2 separate regions of the Homo sapiens genome follow, and region 2 is linked to region 1. Evidence: chromatin contacts called from ENCODE Hi-C or POLR2A ChIA-PET data. All regions are on one chromosome and are shown on one strand. The core of a region is the stretch at or near the end of the contact, and the rest is flanking DNA. Distances in the headings are between cores, read along the strand shown. Region 1 overlaps AGO1 (argonaute RISC component 1). Region 2 overlaps AGO3 (argonaute RISC catalytic component 3).

Evidence for each region. Hi-C counts contacts between places; a loop is a spot of excess contacts on that map. ChIA-PET counts read pairs that join two places held with the same protein, here RNA polymerase II (POLR2A). Pooled maps may share reads with other maps.
Region 2: POLR2A ChIA-PET joins it to region 1 with 15 read pairs in H1. The contact joins two enhancer-like sites. A Hi-C loop is called at or near these places in 7 of 37 single-sample maps with no recorded cell type and 3 of 50 pooled maps. POLR2A ChIA-PET finds 5 or more read pairs at or near these places in 7 of 52 experiments (BJ, GM12878, H1 and 4 more).

The regions. Positions count from the first base shown.
Region 1 is chr1:35,891,724-35,899,129 of GRCh38, reverse strand. It overlaps AGO1 (argonaute RISC component 1), which reads right to left. Exons shown (of 19, transcript NM_012199.5): 3 at 6,453-6,573; 4 at 5,852-6,033; 5 at 5,320-5,456; 6 at 4,959-5,093; 7 at 4,728-4,815; 8 at 3,861-4,008. Among named protein-coding and RNA genes, the nearest start is that of AGO1, 12 kb to the right of the region's middle. RefSeq lists enhancers at 3,743-4,942, 4,942-4,991. Within about 2 kb of position 4,914, at least 11 of the 41 ENCODE cell types and tissues checked have a DNase peak (open chromatin) inside an H3K27ac peak, as active enhancers do.
Region 2 is chr1:36,030,965-36,037,928 of GRCh38, reverse strand. AGO3 (argonaute RISC catalytic component 3) reads right to left here. Exons shown (of 19, transcript NM_024852.4): 13 at 3,596-3,755; 14 at 1,662-1,752. Among named protein-coding and RNA genes, the nearest start is that of TEKT2, 50 kb to the left of the region's middle. RefSeq lists an enhancer at 2,437-3,636. Within about 2 kb of position 3,153, at least 4 of the 41 ENCODE cell types and tissues checked have a DNase peak (open chromatin) inside an H3K27ac peak, as active enhancers do.

The DNA.
Region 1 (7,406 bases), core at 3,665-6,164:
CTTATTTGAGGTACTTACAGTGGTCAAATTCATAAAGACAGAAAGTAGAATGGTGGTTGCTAGGGGTTAAAAGGAGGGAGTTGCCATTTAATGGGTATAGAGTTTCAGTGTGGAATGATGAAAAAGTTCTGGAGATTGGTCATGGTGATGGTTGTACAACTGCATGAATGTATTTAATGCCACAGAACTGTATACTTAAAAATGGTTAAAATGGTAAATTTTACATTATGTATATTTTACCACAATTTGAAAAAGACGGAAGAAGGAATGAACTGTGATTTGAACATGAATAAATGATTTTGTGGACACTCAATGACCTACATAACTATTCAAGGAAGACACAGAGGTGGACTGGAGGCACTACTTCTAGTTTCTAATTGAATCTTCACAACTAGAAACTAGAACAATAATCCACATTGTTCTTCTACTTAAAATTTTCCAATGGATTCATATTATAATTAGAATAAAATCCTACCTGGCCAGAAATTACAACTGTCATTCTTTGCTGATGGGATTGTAAAATATCATAGCTACTTTGGGAAACAATCAGGCAGCTCATCACGATGTTAAACATTGGCCAGGTGCAATGGCTCACGCCTGTAATCCCAGCAATTTGGGAGGCTGAGGCGGGCGGATCATGAGTCAGGAGATCGAGACCATTCTGGCTAACACCGTGAAACCCCATCTCTACTAAAAATACAAAAAATTAGCCAGGCGTGGTGGTCGGCGCCTGCATTCCCAGCTACTCCGGAGGCTGAGGCAGGAGAATGGCGTGAACCCAGGAGGCGGAGCTTGCAGTGAGCCGAGATCGTGCCACTGCACTCCAGCCTGGGTAACAGAGCGATACTCCGTCTCAAAAAAAAAAAAAAGATGTTAAACATTGTTATATATTATATCACTCTTAGGTGTATACTCCAGAGAAATAAAAACTTATGTTCACACAAAAATGTGTACATCAATGTTCACAGCAGCATTATTCATGATACCCAAAAAGTAGAAACAATCCAAATGTCCATTAACTGATAAATGAATTAACAAAATATGACATATCCATCTGATGGAACGAGGATAAACCTTGAAAACATTATGCTAAATGACAGAAGCCAGTCAAAAAAGGCCACATATTGTATTATTTCACATATATGATATGTCCAAAATAGGTATACCCAGAGACTGAAAGTAAATTAGTGGTTACTACAGGCTGTTGGGGAGAGAACGAATGGTGCATAACTGCTAATGAATACAGGCTTTCTTTCAGGAGTGATATGTTCTGGAATCAGATAGTGGTGATGGCTGTTGTACAATTCTGTGAATATACTAAAACTACCTAATCATTTTAAAATGGTGAATTTTATGGTATGTGAATTATATCTCGATAAAGCTGTTTTTTTATTTTTTTTTGAGACAGGGTCTCCCTCTGTTGCCCAGGCTAGAATCCAGCGGCACAATCACAGCTCACTGGGTTCAAGCAATGCTTCCACCTCAGCCTCCCAAGTAGCTGGGACCACACCACACCTGCAGTCAAGCAATCCTCCTGCCTTGACCTCCCAAAGTGCTGGGATTACAGGTATGAGCCACACAGCCAACCTGGATAAAGCTTTTCCAAAAAACAGTAATAAAATGCCACGTGGTTTCAACAGGCTATATTATTTGACCCTCTGCAGAATCATATCCTACTGCTTTTCCCCTCACACAATACATTCTAGCCACCATAGCCTTCTGTCTATCCCTCAAAAAGATCCAAATTCTCTTCTGCTTTAGAACCTTTGTACTTCCTCCTGCCTGGAAGGCTCTTCTCTCAGGTTGTTACAAGGTTGATTCTATGTCATAATTTGGGACTTAGCTCAAATGTCTCCTAAAAGAGGACCTCCCTAACAACTAAAATAGCTCTCTACCCTCTTCCTCCCTTACTTCTATCCCCTTAACCTATTTTATTATTCTTATAGCACTTATCACCATCTGAAACTACTTTACGTGTTTATCAACTTATTGTCTATCTCCCCCTTCTAGAATGTAAGCTCCATAACAGCTGGGACCTTGTCTGTCTTGTTAATCTCCATGTTCCTAGCACCTGAGAGTATATGACACATAGTAGGAGCTCGATAAATATATGTTAAATAAGCAACAACAGAAATCAAGGTCTAAGTCATAACATAAATTATACCCCTTGGAAACTGCTGTTTAAATAGAAATAATGTTAATTTGCTAACAAATCTCTGCTTACAGTAAATATCACCTACTATCTACTTAGCTAAGATTGTCCCTAAAGACCTCTGTTTATACCTCAGAGAACATGTTGCCTTCATGTGCATCAGTAGCTATTAACCAAGTCAGAGTTCTTGGTTTTGGGGATCTCTTCTCCCTTCAGCCTAACTCCCTCAGGTTAGTTCTGAAATCCTAGAAGCTCACCAGAAGACTAGAGCTTTGGTCTGGGCTATCTGACTTCTGCTGTTGGATAAAAGTAAGAGGGTAGGCCAGGCGTGGCAGCTCATGCCCGTAATCCAGCACTTTGGGAGGCCGAGGCAGGCAGATCACTTGAGGCCAGGAGATCAGTGTGGCCAACATGGCAAAACCCCATCTCTACTAAAAATACAAAAAAAACTTATCTGGGCACGGTGGCGCACACCTGTAATCCTAGCTACTGGAGGCTGAGGCATGAGAATTGCTTGAACCTGGGAGGCTGAGGAGGTTACAGTGAGCCGAGATGGTGCCACTGCACTCCAGCGAGACTCTGTCTCAAAAAAACAAAAAAGAAAAAGAGGGTAGTCTAGTACAGTGCTTCTCCAACGTTAATGTACATTCCCTTTGGATCTTGTTAAAGGACAGATTCTGGCTGGGCACGGTGGCTCACACCTGTAATCCCAGCACTTTGGGAGGCCAAGGTGGGCAGATCACCTGAGGTCAGGAGTTCGAGACCAGCCTGACCAACATGGAGAAACCCCGTCTCTACTAAAAATACAAAATTAGCTGGGTGTGGTGGCGCATGCCTGTAATTCCAACTACTCAGGAGGCTGAGGCAGGAGAATCACTTGAACCCGGGAGGCAGAGGTTGCAGTGAGCCAACATCATGCCATTGCACTCCAGCCTGGGCAACAAGAACGAAACTCCATCTCAAAAAAAAAAAAGATTCTGATTCAGTCGGTATGGGTGGAATCTGAAATCTGCATTTTAAGCAAGCTCTCAGGTAATGCCTATCCTATTGGTACACATGACCACACTTTTTGAGTAGCATTGGACGAGACAATGAAGCAGTAGGCAGTAGTTTCTCATTCAATATTTTGGCTAGTATATACCAAACAAAATATAGCCCAGTGATTCTGTATTTGTATTCTATAACTTAGTGTTAGTTACTATTCCTCCTCTAGTTGCAGAATTCCAAAGGTCTACTGACTTATAAAAGTATGACAATCTTGGGGCTAAAACTTTTTCAAAAGGAACACATTAATCCTTGGAGAAACATGATTTACATTATAGGTAGTATTTATCACCAGTTTGTGAAGAATAAGGTAGACTTATATCTTCAGGTCACTTAGGATCCCAGCTCTAAACAACAGGGGAAGAGAAATTAAGAGAACATGAGTGTGGGTATCTAAAATCTCTGTCCTCTACGAACTAATTACTTATTAAACAGTAAATTCAGCTTGTCTCTGCCTGGCAGCCCTGAAAGAACATGAGAGTAGGATGGGGGATAAGGAAACAACTTAGCAGGTAAGAATGAGGCCTCTATTTCACAGGAGAACTACCTCATACCTTCTCAGAATGTCAGTTTTCCAAACTTCAAAATGAAAGAACAGACATCTGATGATCAGCATGCAGGTATATACAATGCCTATTCCCCAGCCATTACTTGGCAATCTCACCTCTAGGGGAAGGTAGGTATGCTTTTGTTCCTGGCCAACTTGTAGGCAGGGCAGATGGGGATACTTGAGCTGAAGGTTATATTTCTGCTTGAAATACTGTGCCACTGTGCACTCCACAGTCTGTCCACTCTCCAGCTGTAAGGGGAATCTGTTCAGAAGAAGGGAAGGAAGGGGGTGTCATAACCCAGCATTCAGTCCCACTTCTCTAGACCCACAACCATGGAAGCCTCAGATTTTTTCCTTTTTCATTTGGCCCCAATATGATGTGCAGGAAGGAAGTCCCAGACTTTGCTTCATCCTATCCAACTTCTTTGAGCATTGCCACTCATGGGAAAACAGGACATACAGGGCTCCAAGAGAGAAGCCAAAGGTTTGAAAGGCAAGTTCCACAAAAGTCAGAAGTCAGGACACTATCTGACTCATTTATTTCCAATGTTGAGCATAAAGCCTGACACAGAGTAGACACTCATAATAATCAGTATAGCCTAAGGTCAAGAATGGGAATGGAATCAATGACAGCTTCCCCAAGGAGCCCAGGAGCCTCGCTTTCTTTTTTCAAGAGAAAGAATAATTTGAGAGAGATTCTAACATTTGCCTAACCCTAACAGGAATCAGAGAACACACTTGTTCTCAAGTAAGGAACCAAAGAGGCGAGGAGATCAAGAAGGTAAAAATGGTAGGGAGAGTATCAACAGATCAGAGAAGGTTGAGAAAGGATGCCAAATTCCCACAGCTTATCTTCAAAAACAGGGCCAGTCCCCAAGGCTCATTCTCAAGGCCAGTGGGGGAGGGAGGGAGGGAAAGATAGTTTTAAATCTCAGCCCTTCTCCACCAACAAAGTATGACTCAGCACCCCTGCCAACTTACGTCTGATGGCTAGCAGGGCGACGGGTAACATTACACACGCGGTACTTCCTCTTCATCTGTCCACAGTGGGTGACTTCCACCTTCAGGCCTGAGATACACACACTGCTTGTCAGGGCTAAAATAGGTTGCTCATGTGCCCAGGCTTGGTCTCTCCCCTGAGCATACCCCAAGGGGATTTCCTCTTAGGGCTAAAGTGGCGCTGTTTCCCTTCCCCTCCTGTTGGGTCCTCACCCTTGATCTCCTTGGTGAAGCGAACGCGCTGAGAGTCCGTGAGGGGCTTGGGCTGCTCATCTATGTTCCTGATGTCCAGCACCTCACACATGAACTCAATCACTGGCTGTGCCTTATAAAAGGCAGTGGCTGAGACTGTGGGGACAGGGTAAAGATAGCTCAGCTCAGGTTCTGTCTTCCACAATACATGGAGGCACAGCAATTTATACCCTCTTCCTTAAAGGGCATTGGGATGGGGGAAGGGGGTGCCAGGGCTGTAGGAATTAGACTAGGAGTGTGGTTGCAGAGCTGGGAGGGATGAGGCTGGGAGTGTGGTCACTGGACTTGGGGTGCCCCTGGCTCCATAGCTCTCCCCACTCACCATCAATGTTGAGCATCATCTTCCACATGGCAGGGCGCACAGACTGGTGAAAGCCGAACCAGACCTCGCGCCCACCCCCCAGCGGGTGGTAGTAGCCCTCAGGCGGTGAGAAGAAGGAGCGGCCCACAGGGGTGTACCTGGCAGGGACAGGCAGAGAACTGGTCCCTCGGGCACAGGCCCCCACCCTGTGAGGCATCCTGGGCACGGAGGAGCCCTGGCCTGAAAGGCAGGACACCGGGGCTTTAATGCCAGCTCTGATGCTTTACTAGTTGTATGACTGACCTTGTACAAGTTTCTACCTTCTCTCTGCCCTGCAGGGACAGATGGGATGAGGCCCAAAGATATCTAAGAAGTTCAGGGCCAGGGCTTTAAACCATCTAAATATAAATACACATTTGCCTGGCAAGTGGTAGGGCTTCAAATAATTTTTTTTTTTAATGGCACTCTGTGGGACCTTAATATGTGCTCCCCCTCCTCCCCTGACAGCAGTTCTGCCAACACTAGTAGCCCAGATACTAACTACACCCAATACCTCATGGATGCCAGGTGCCTCATGGCCACATCCAGGGCTTGCACAGACTCCAAGGGAACAGGGATCTGGCCGCTGACCAGGGCCTCATGCAGCATTCGCCAGCTCACAATGGCTAGCCACTTGATGGAGACCTTAAAGATTCGATCCTTCCCTTCCCCAGGGATTGTCACCTCAAAGTCGACCTTCAGGAGGGTGAAAGAAAGGGATGAAGGATTGCCATTGCTCTGCGAGAATGACCCCCAACTCCATGGATTTGCTGAGAACATGTTTTTCAAGTTGATAGGGGCTCATAATGAAAATCCAGAGTAAGTCTAGCCCCTTAGGTTCTAGCCACCTTGGCTCAGTGCTTCTGTTCCTCTCAACTACCTCTCAGCCTAGCAGGAAGCCCTTAGGTCTATTTTAAGTCTAATCTCAATCTGTTTAGGACACGGACAGGCACATGATAGACTAAATAAACATCAGCACCTACCCACCCCTCACCCTAAAACATACTTTCTCAGCACAAAAGATGAAAAGGATCTCTGGATCTCCAAAGAGGCTTACATGAGCTTGGTTCTACCCCAGACCCCTGACACAGGCCTAGCCTGACTCCCAACCTTACCCGTTCGTTGCCAATGGGCAGTGCTGTGACAGTGTAAATGTTCTTCTTTCCATCATACACAGGCTTGCGATCACCAAAGATCTGAGGCTTGAAATGCTGGACCATGTATTCCACCACTTCCCTGTGGGGGATAGGAGTGGCCTGTGGAAGCTGAGAGACTACCACCACTTCAAGTTTTGGAAGTAATTCAAAGTCCAGGCAATGTCCCATCTATTATACTCACTCCTAACATCTACTCTATGACAGTGCTTCTCAAACTTTAATATTCCTATGAATCACCTGGAGATTTTATTAAAATGTAGCTTCTGATTCAGCAGGTCTAGAGCGAAGCCTGAAATTCTGCATTTCTAGCATGCTCCTAAGTGACACTGCTGGTCCTCAGATCACCAAGGCTGTAATGGACCTGAAAGAGTGGTGTGAGTGCCTTCTGAGAAGAGGGGGAGGCTAAAGGGAGAAAAGCTTGACTCCAGGGTCTATCAACAATCAGGAATAGGGCTAAGTATGGTGGCTCACACCTGTAATCCCAGTACTTGGGCAGCCAAGGCAGGAGGATCACTTGGGCCTAGGAGCTCAAGGCTAGACTAGGCAACAGAGTGAGACCGTATCTTCTACAAAAAAATAAAATGTTTGTAATTAGCTGGGTATGGTGGCATGTGCCTATAATCCCAGTTGTTTGGGAGGCTGAGGCAGGAGGATCACCTGAGGCTGGGAGTTTGGGGTTACAGTGAGCTATAATCACACCACTGCACTCCGGCCTGGGGGACACAGCGAGACCCTGTCTCAAAAAAAAAACAAAAAACAAAAAAAAAGGATGGCCAGGTGCAGTGGATCATGCCTATAATCCCAGCACTTTGGGAGGCCAAGGCGGGCAATTTGCTTGAGCTCCCAAGGTTGAGACCAGCCTGGGCAACATGGAGAAACTCCATCTCTACAAAAAATACAAAAATTAGTCAG
Region 2 (6,964 bases), core at 1,904-4,403, 140 kb before region 1:
AGTAGAAAAAGACAATGACTACCAGAAGTCCAAAGGAATTAAAATATGCTTAAACCTTTGTGGAAAATGACCCAAAGTAGCAAATCCAAGGAAGTCTTTTGAGTTCCTTTCTTTATCATTTTATCATCTATAAGAACACTTTAATGAATGTTAGAGATGACTCAATACAACCACTGAACATTTAAAGAAAATAATTCATGTATAACATTAAAAATACAAAAGCAAGAGAATTAATAGATAAAAATTAATTTCCTTTACTAATGAAAATAGTTTTGAAATCATGAAGTGGAAATTTAAATATTACTATCATTTTCAGGGATGAATTAGATTTATCAGATTCATAAAACAAGATTTATGTGAAGATTATAATGTATCATAGAAAAAATATTAAATCTTTTTTTTTGTTTTGAGATGGGGTCTCCCTCTGTCACCCAGGCTGGAGTGCAGTGGCATGATTTCAGCTCACTGCAACCTCCGCCTCCCGAGTTCAAGTGATTCTCTTGCCTCAGCCTCCCGAATAGCTGGAATTAAAGGCACCCACCACCACGACAGGCTAATTTCGTATTTTTTATACAGATGGGGTTTCACCATGTTGGTCAGGCTGGTCTTGAACTCCTGACGTCAAGCGATCCACCCCCGCCTCAGCCTCCCAAAGTGCTGGGATTCTAGGCGTGAGCCACCGCGCCTGGCCAATTAAATCTTACAGTTTAATTTCTGAAGTTTATTAAATATGCCTAAAAGATGTTCATATTTTCGAAATGTTGGCTATTTGTTAAAATCAAGTGATTTTCAAAATAGGTAAAATATTATCAAGCTTTCTCAAGTTTATAAGAAATACACTTAAACTGAGACAAAAAGGTTACAAACACAGAGAGCAAAGAAATAACAGGCAGATGTTAAAAACAGGAGTGGCAGTAGTAAAATAAAGAATTTGGCTGGGCACGGTAGCTCACACCTGTAATCTCAGCACTCTGGGAGGCCGAAGCAGGTGGACTGACCGAGATCAGGAGTTCAAGACCAGCCTGGCCAACATGGTGAAGCCCCGTCTCTACTAAAAGTACAAAAAATTAGCCGGGCATGGTGGCAGGTGCCTGTAATCCCAGCTACTCGGGAGGCTGAGGCAGGATAATCGCTTGAACCTGGGAGATGAAGGTTGCAGTGAGCCGAGATTGTGTCATTGCACTCTAGCCTGGGCAACAAGATAACTTTGTCTGAAAAAAATAAATAAAATAAAATAAAATAAAAGAATTCAGGTGCAAAGTATTGACCTGGATGAAGGTGGGAGACATTTTATATATAAAAAATGTAATCCACCAAGCTTATATGTAGTGTATCTTTCTATGACAAAGACATTACTGAAATATACAAACAAACTATTCAAAACAACAAAAAGTAACTAAAAATGCATAATCATGGAGAGGTCAAGTAGACAAATTAAAGTATAATACAGAAGATTTGAATAATATAACTAGCAAACTTGATTTAATAGATACATATGGAACTTCCAAACTCCAAACCAGAGAATAATCATTCTTTTCAAAAACCCAAAGAACATTTATGAAAGTTGGCTACAAAGAAAATATTAAAATTCAAAAAGTTGAAACTGCAAAATTGATACTGGTCTGTCAACCTTAGGTAAGATAAACCTGGCTAACACTCACAGCAGCAATAGAAGGCTTCTTTCCATCACCAGCAGGTGGATGAGTGACATCGGCTCCCAAAAAGATCACTGGTTGCTGGAACACAGAAGGTCTTAAACACATTTTGAAAAAGGGTTAGATATTTCATTTTTTCAGTATCCATTTATCTGTTTCACACAATTGCAACGTAACTTCAAGTTATTGACAGCACAGAGGAAGTCCTATGTAATCCAAATTTTTTTTTTTTTTTTTTTTTGAGACGGAGTCTCGCTCTGTCACCCAGGCTGGAGTGCAGTGGCACGATCTCGGCTCACTGCAAGCTCCACCTCCCAAGTTCATGCCATTCTCCTGCCTTAGCCTCCCAAGTAGCTGGGACTACAGGCGCCCGCCACCACACCCGGCTAATTTTTTGTATTTTTTAGTAGAGATGGGGTTTCACCATGTTAGCCAGGATGGTCTCGATCTCCTGACCCTGTGATCCACCTGCCTTGGCCTCCCAAAGTGCTGGGATTACAGGCGTGAGCCACCGCACCCGGCCAATCCAAAGTTTTATTCACAGCAGAATTTTATCTAAAATAGTGGTGCTGGTGGTTGAAAAGGGCTGTATTAATATTAACAGATGCTAGTATTCTCCAACATGGGCACAAAATTATAAACTTCCTTATGATCCACAAATTTTTATCACTCTTTAAAAAAAGACTTATATTTTAAACCTATGTAATCTCTCAAGGGAAAAAGGAATCATTACACTTCAGACTGGAAGGGATTTTGGGAATCCACTACTCCCACTCCCTGGCCAAAAGTATAAATTTGAGTAACATATATTCAATGGTCATAAAGGAAGCTAGGACTTCCTTTTATTTTACTTTATGTTATTATTGTTTTTTTGAGACAGGGTCTCACTGTGTTGCCCAGGCTGGAGTGCAGTGGCGTAATCACAGTTCACTGCAGCCTTGACTTCCCTGGGCTCAGGTAATCCTCCCACCTCAGCCTCTGGAGTAGCTGGAACGACAGGCACATGCCACCACACATGGCTAATCTTTCTATTTTTTTGTAGAGATAAAGTTTCACCATGTTGGGCTTGTTGATAAAATTCTTTATTTATCTCATTTACGGATCTCATCTCATATTTAACAGGGGTAGAAAGTAGAGATGGCATGGAAAAACAGGAAAAAAAGGACTTTTGTGTCAAACAAACATGGGCCAATTCTTATTCTAATGTTTATTTGTGGTGTACAGTTAACTTTTTTGAGGCCTAATTGCTTCAACTATTAAAAGGGAACTTGTTCAATTCTCTGAAAAATGACCTCTTCCTCAGTGACTTGCACAATAAGCTACCTCCTGTTTCTAGGTCATGTTGTCTCTTACTTCCTAAGAGCTCCAGCTCTAAGAAGGGTGATCTAACAGTAATGTGTTTTCTCACTGACTATAGCAGGAAGGCTGATATGGCTTACTTAATTGACTAATCTGGGCTCCCAGTTCCTTCTCTCCTTCACATTCCAGGTAGGTGAGTAGTCTCATGAAACCAGGTTGAAGATGATTACCAAATAAAGTGAAAATTCTTCAAGCTGGGCTCTCCAGTGAGAAATAAAGCACTGGATACTTTCTGGCTAGGTAAGAGGTACTTTGCATACTAAATGAAAATTTTTGGGGCTTGAGCCTGCTCCCACCCTCTGGAGTGTACTTTCATTTTCAGTAAATCTCTGCTTTTGTTGCTTTGCTTCATTCTTTCCTTAAAAAATAAGATAAAATAAAATTGTGGGGGGCATTTTCACAAGAGAATCTCTGAACCTTGCCAATCCAAATTATTTTTTTACCAAAATGTCTACGAATCTCCCATAGTAGGAATTATTAAGGGGGTCTCTTACACAGCCCTTATAGTAGTTAGATATGGTCATATATAGACAAATGAAGATATAAAAATAATATTTTCATAAGCGATTAGCATATCTTACCTTTGATGAGGTACAAGAATATTATTGATCCCTCCGAGTTTAACATTTATCTTTAGGCACAAGTTTGACAGAGTTTGAGGAGATGTTTTTATTACATTCTTGACTTGAACACATTGTGTAGCCATACCCAAAAGTGTGTCTCCTACACGTTTCACTTCCGCTATGGAATAGATGCAAAACCTCTAGTCAGAAAAAAAGACCTGAAAATAATTTTACATACTGAAAATAAAGCTACTATGTTTCCCCCTTAAAATCCATCATTGTATTACAGGATACCAAAAATTATGCCAATACAGTACTAAGGCGATGCTGTTAAAATTGAAAGTATACTGCTTTGAAGACTAGCTTAAGTATTTAGTGACAATTTTTCTAGTTGTTTTCTTCTTTGTATAAAAAGGTATATTTTTGCCATAGCATAACTGCAATAACTGAAAAGCATAAAGTGAAACATGCACATAATCCCTTGTTATCGTTTTATAGTACTCTCTTCCAATAATTTTCTCATTTATATTATTTTAATGTACTTGTAATCACAGTACACTTACAGCTTTCAATCCTATTCTCTTATCTTTAATTTAAAAATTCAGAGGTATTATAGCGCAAAGAACAAAAGTCCCCTGTTCCTTTCCTCTCCTCTGCCATTATAACCATCATAAATATTTCGGTGTATATAACTTTTTTTTTTTTTTTTGAGAGGATCTCACTCTGTCACCCAGGCTGGAGTGCAGTGGCATGATCATGCATCACTGTAGTCTCGACCTCCTGAGCTAAAGCGATCCTCTTGCCTCAGCCTCCCAAGTGGCTGGAACTACAGGCATGCACCACCACACCAAGCCTTTTTTTTTTTATTTAAGTAGAGATGAGGGAGGTCTCACCATGGTGCCCAGCCTGGTCTCAAACTCCTAAGCTCAAGTGATCCTCCTGCTCCAGCCTCCCAAAGTGTTGGGATTACAGGCAAGAGCCACTGCACCCAGCCATAACTTCTTTTTTTTTTTTTGAGATGGAGTCACATTCTGTCACCCAGGGTAGAGTGCAGTGGCGCGATCTCAGCTCACTGCAACCTCTGCCTCCTGGGTTCAAGCAGTTCTCCTACCTCAGCCTCCCGAGTAGCTGGGATTACAGGTGTGCACCACCTCACCTAGCTAATTTCTGTATTTTTATTTACTTTTTATTTTTTTTGTTTTTATTTTTTATTTTTGAGATAAGAGTTTCGCTCTTGTTGCCCAGGGCTGGAGTGCAACGGCGCAATCTCGGTTCACTGCAACCTCTGCCTTCTGGGTTCAAGTGATTCTCCTGCCTCAGCCTCTTGAAGTAGCTGGGATTACAGGCACCTGCCACCATGCCCTGATAATTTTTTTTTTTTGTATTTTTAGTAGAGATGGAGTTTCACCACATTGGCCAGGCTGGTCTTGAACTCCTGACCTCAGGTGATCCACCCGCCTTGGCCTCCCAAAGTGCTGGGATTACAGGCATGAGCCACTACGCCCAGCCAATTTCTGTATTTTTAGTAGAGATGGGGTCTTGCCATGTTGGCCACGCTGGTTTTGAACGCCTGACCTCAAGTGATCCACCCGTCTTGGCCTCCCAAAGTGCTGGGATTACAGGTGTGAGCCACTGCACCCAGCATAACTTCTTATATATAAAAAACATAGAAAAATGGGTGCAATGTCTCACACCTGTAATCCCAGCACTTTGGTAGGCTGAGGCGGATTGCTTGAGCCCAGGAGTTAGAGACCAGCTTAGGCAACAAATCAAGACCCCATCCCTGCCAAATTTTTTTTTTAATTAGCCAGGCATGATGGTATGTGCTTTTAGTTCTAGCTACTCAGGAGGCTGAGGCAAGAGGATTGCATGGGCCTAGGAGATGGAGGCTGCAGTGAACTATGATCGTGTCATTGCACTCCAGTCTGGGTGACAGAGTGAGACCTTGCCTTAAAAAAAAGGACAAATGACAATACACATTTCTCTAAAGAAGATAAACAGAAAAATGACCCATAAGCACATGAAAAGATGCCCAACGTCTCTAATCATTTAGGAAAATGCAAAATCAAAGACATTATGAGATACCACTTCACACCCATTAGGATGGCTACTATCAAAAAGCCAGAGAATAACAAACATTGGGGCAAGGATGTGGAGAAACTGGAACTCCTGTGCGCTGTTGGTGGGCATGTAAAATGGTGCAGCCACTGTGGAAAACACTGTGGAGGTTCCTCAGAAAATTAAAAATAGAATTACCATATGATGCAGCAATGACACTTATTAGATGTATACCCAGAATAGCTGAAAACAGGGTTGTGAAGAGATATTTGTACACCTATGTTCATAGCAGCATTACTCATGATAGCTAAAGTGTAGAAGCAACCCAAGTGTCCATCAACAGAAGAATAAACAAGATGTGGTGTATACACACACACACACACCCCCCGCCCCCCCACACACACATATACAAACAATGGAATATTATTTGGCCCAAAAAAGGAAGAAAATTCTGACATATAGTACAACATGGATGAACCTTGAGGATATTATGCCAAAAGCCAAATATTGTAGGACTCATGTACATAAGGAAACTAGAATAGTCAAATTCATGGAAGCGGAAAGTAGAACAGTGCTTTCCAGGGGTTACGTGAGGTTTAATAGGATATTAAAGTTATTGGTTAATGGATAAAGAGTTTCAGTTTGGGATGATGGAAAAAAGTTCTGGAAATGGATAGTGATGATGGCTGCACAACATGTGAATGTTCTTAATGTCAGAATGTAAGAATTCCAGAATGACTTAGTACTTGAAATTATGTGAGTGAATGATTTGCAAGTAAACATTAAATCATTATGTGGCTCAAAAAAAAAAATGAAGGAGAAATAAAGAGTTTCTCAAACAAATAAAAACAGGGTATTTGTTGCTGGTAGAAATGCTTGGCAAGAAATATTAAAAGAATTTTCCAGAGAGAAGGAAAATGATACAGATCAGAAATCATAAATGAAGGAAAAGCAGGGTACAGTGTGGGTCATGCCTGTAGTACCAGCTACTGGGGAGGCTGAGGTGGGTAGAGTACTTGAGCCCAGGAGTTTGGGGCTGCAGTGCACTATGGTCATGCCTGACAATAGCCACTGACCAGCATGGGCAACATAGCAAGACCTGTCTCTAAAAAACAAAACAAAACAAAAGTAAGGAGGAAGGTTGAAGGTCAGCAAATAAATAAAGGTAAAATAAAATCTTGTATTTTCATATTCTTAATTGAGCTAATAGATGATTATTTGTTCAAAATAGTAATAGCAACAGTGTATTGGGTAGTTATAGCTTATGGATAAGTGAAATAAATGACAGAAATATAAGGTACAGAAGGGAAAAATTGGGAGTATTCTGTT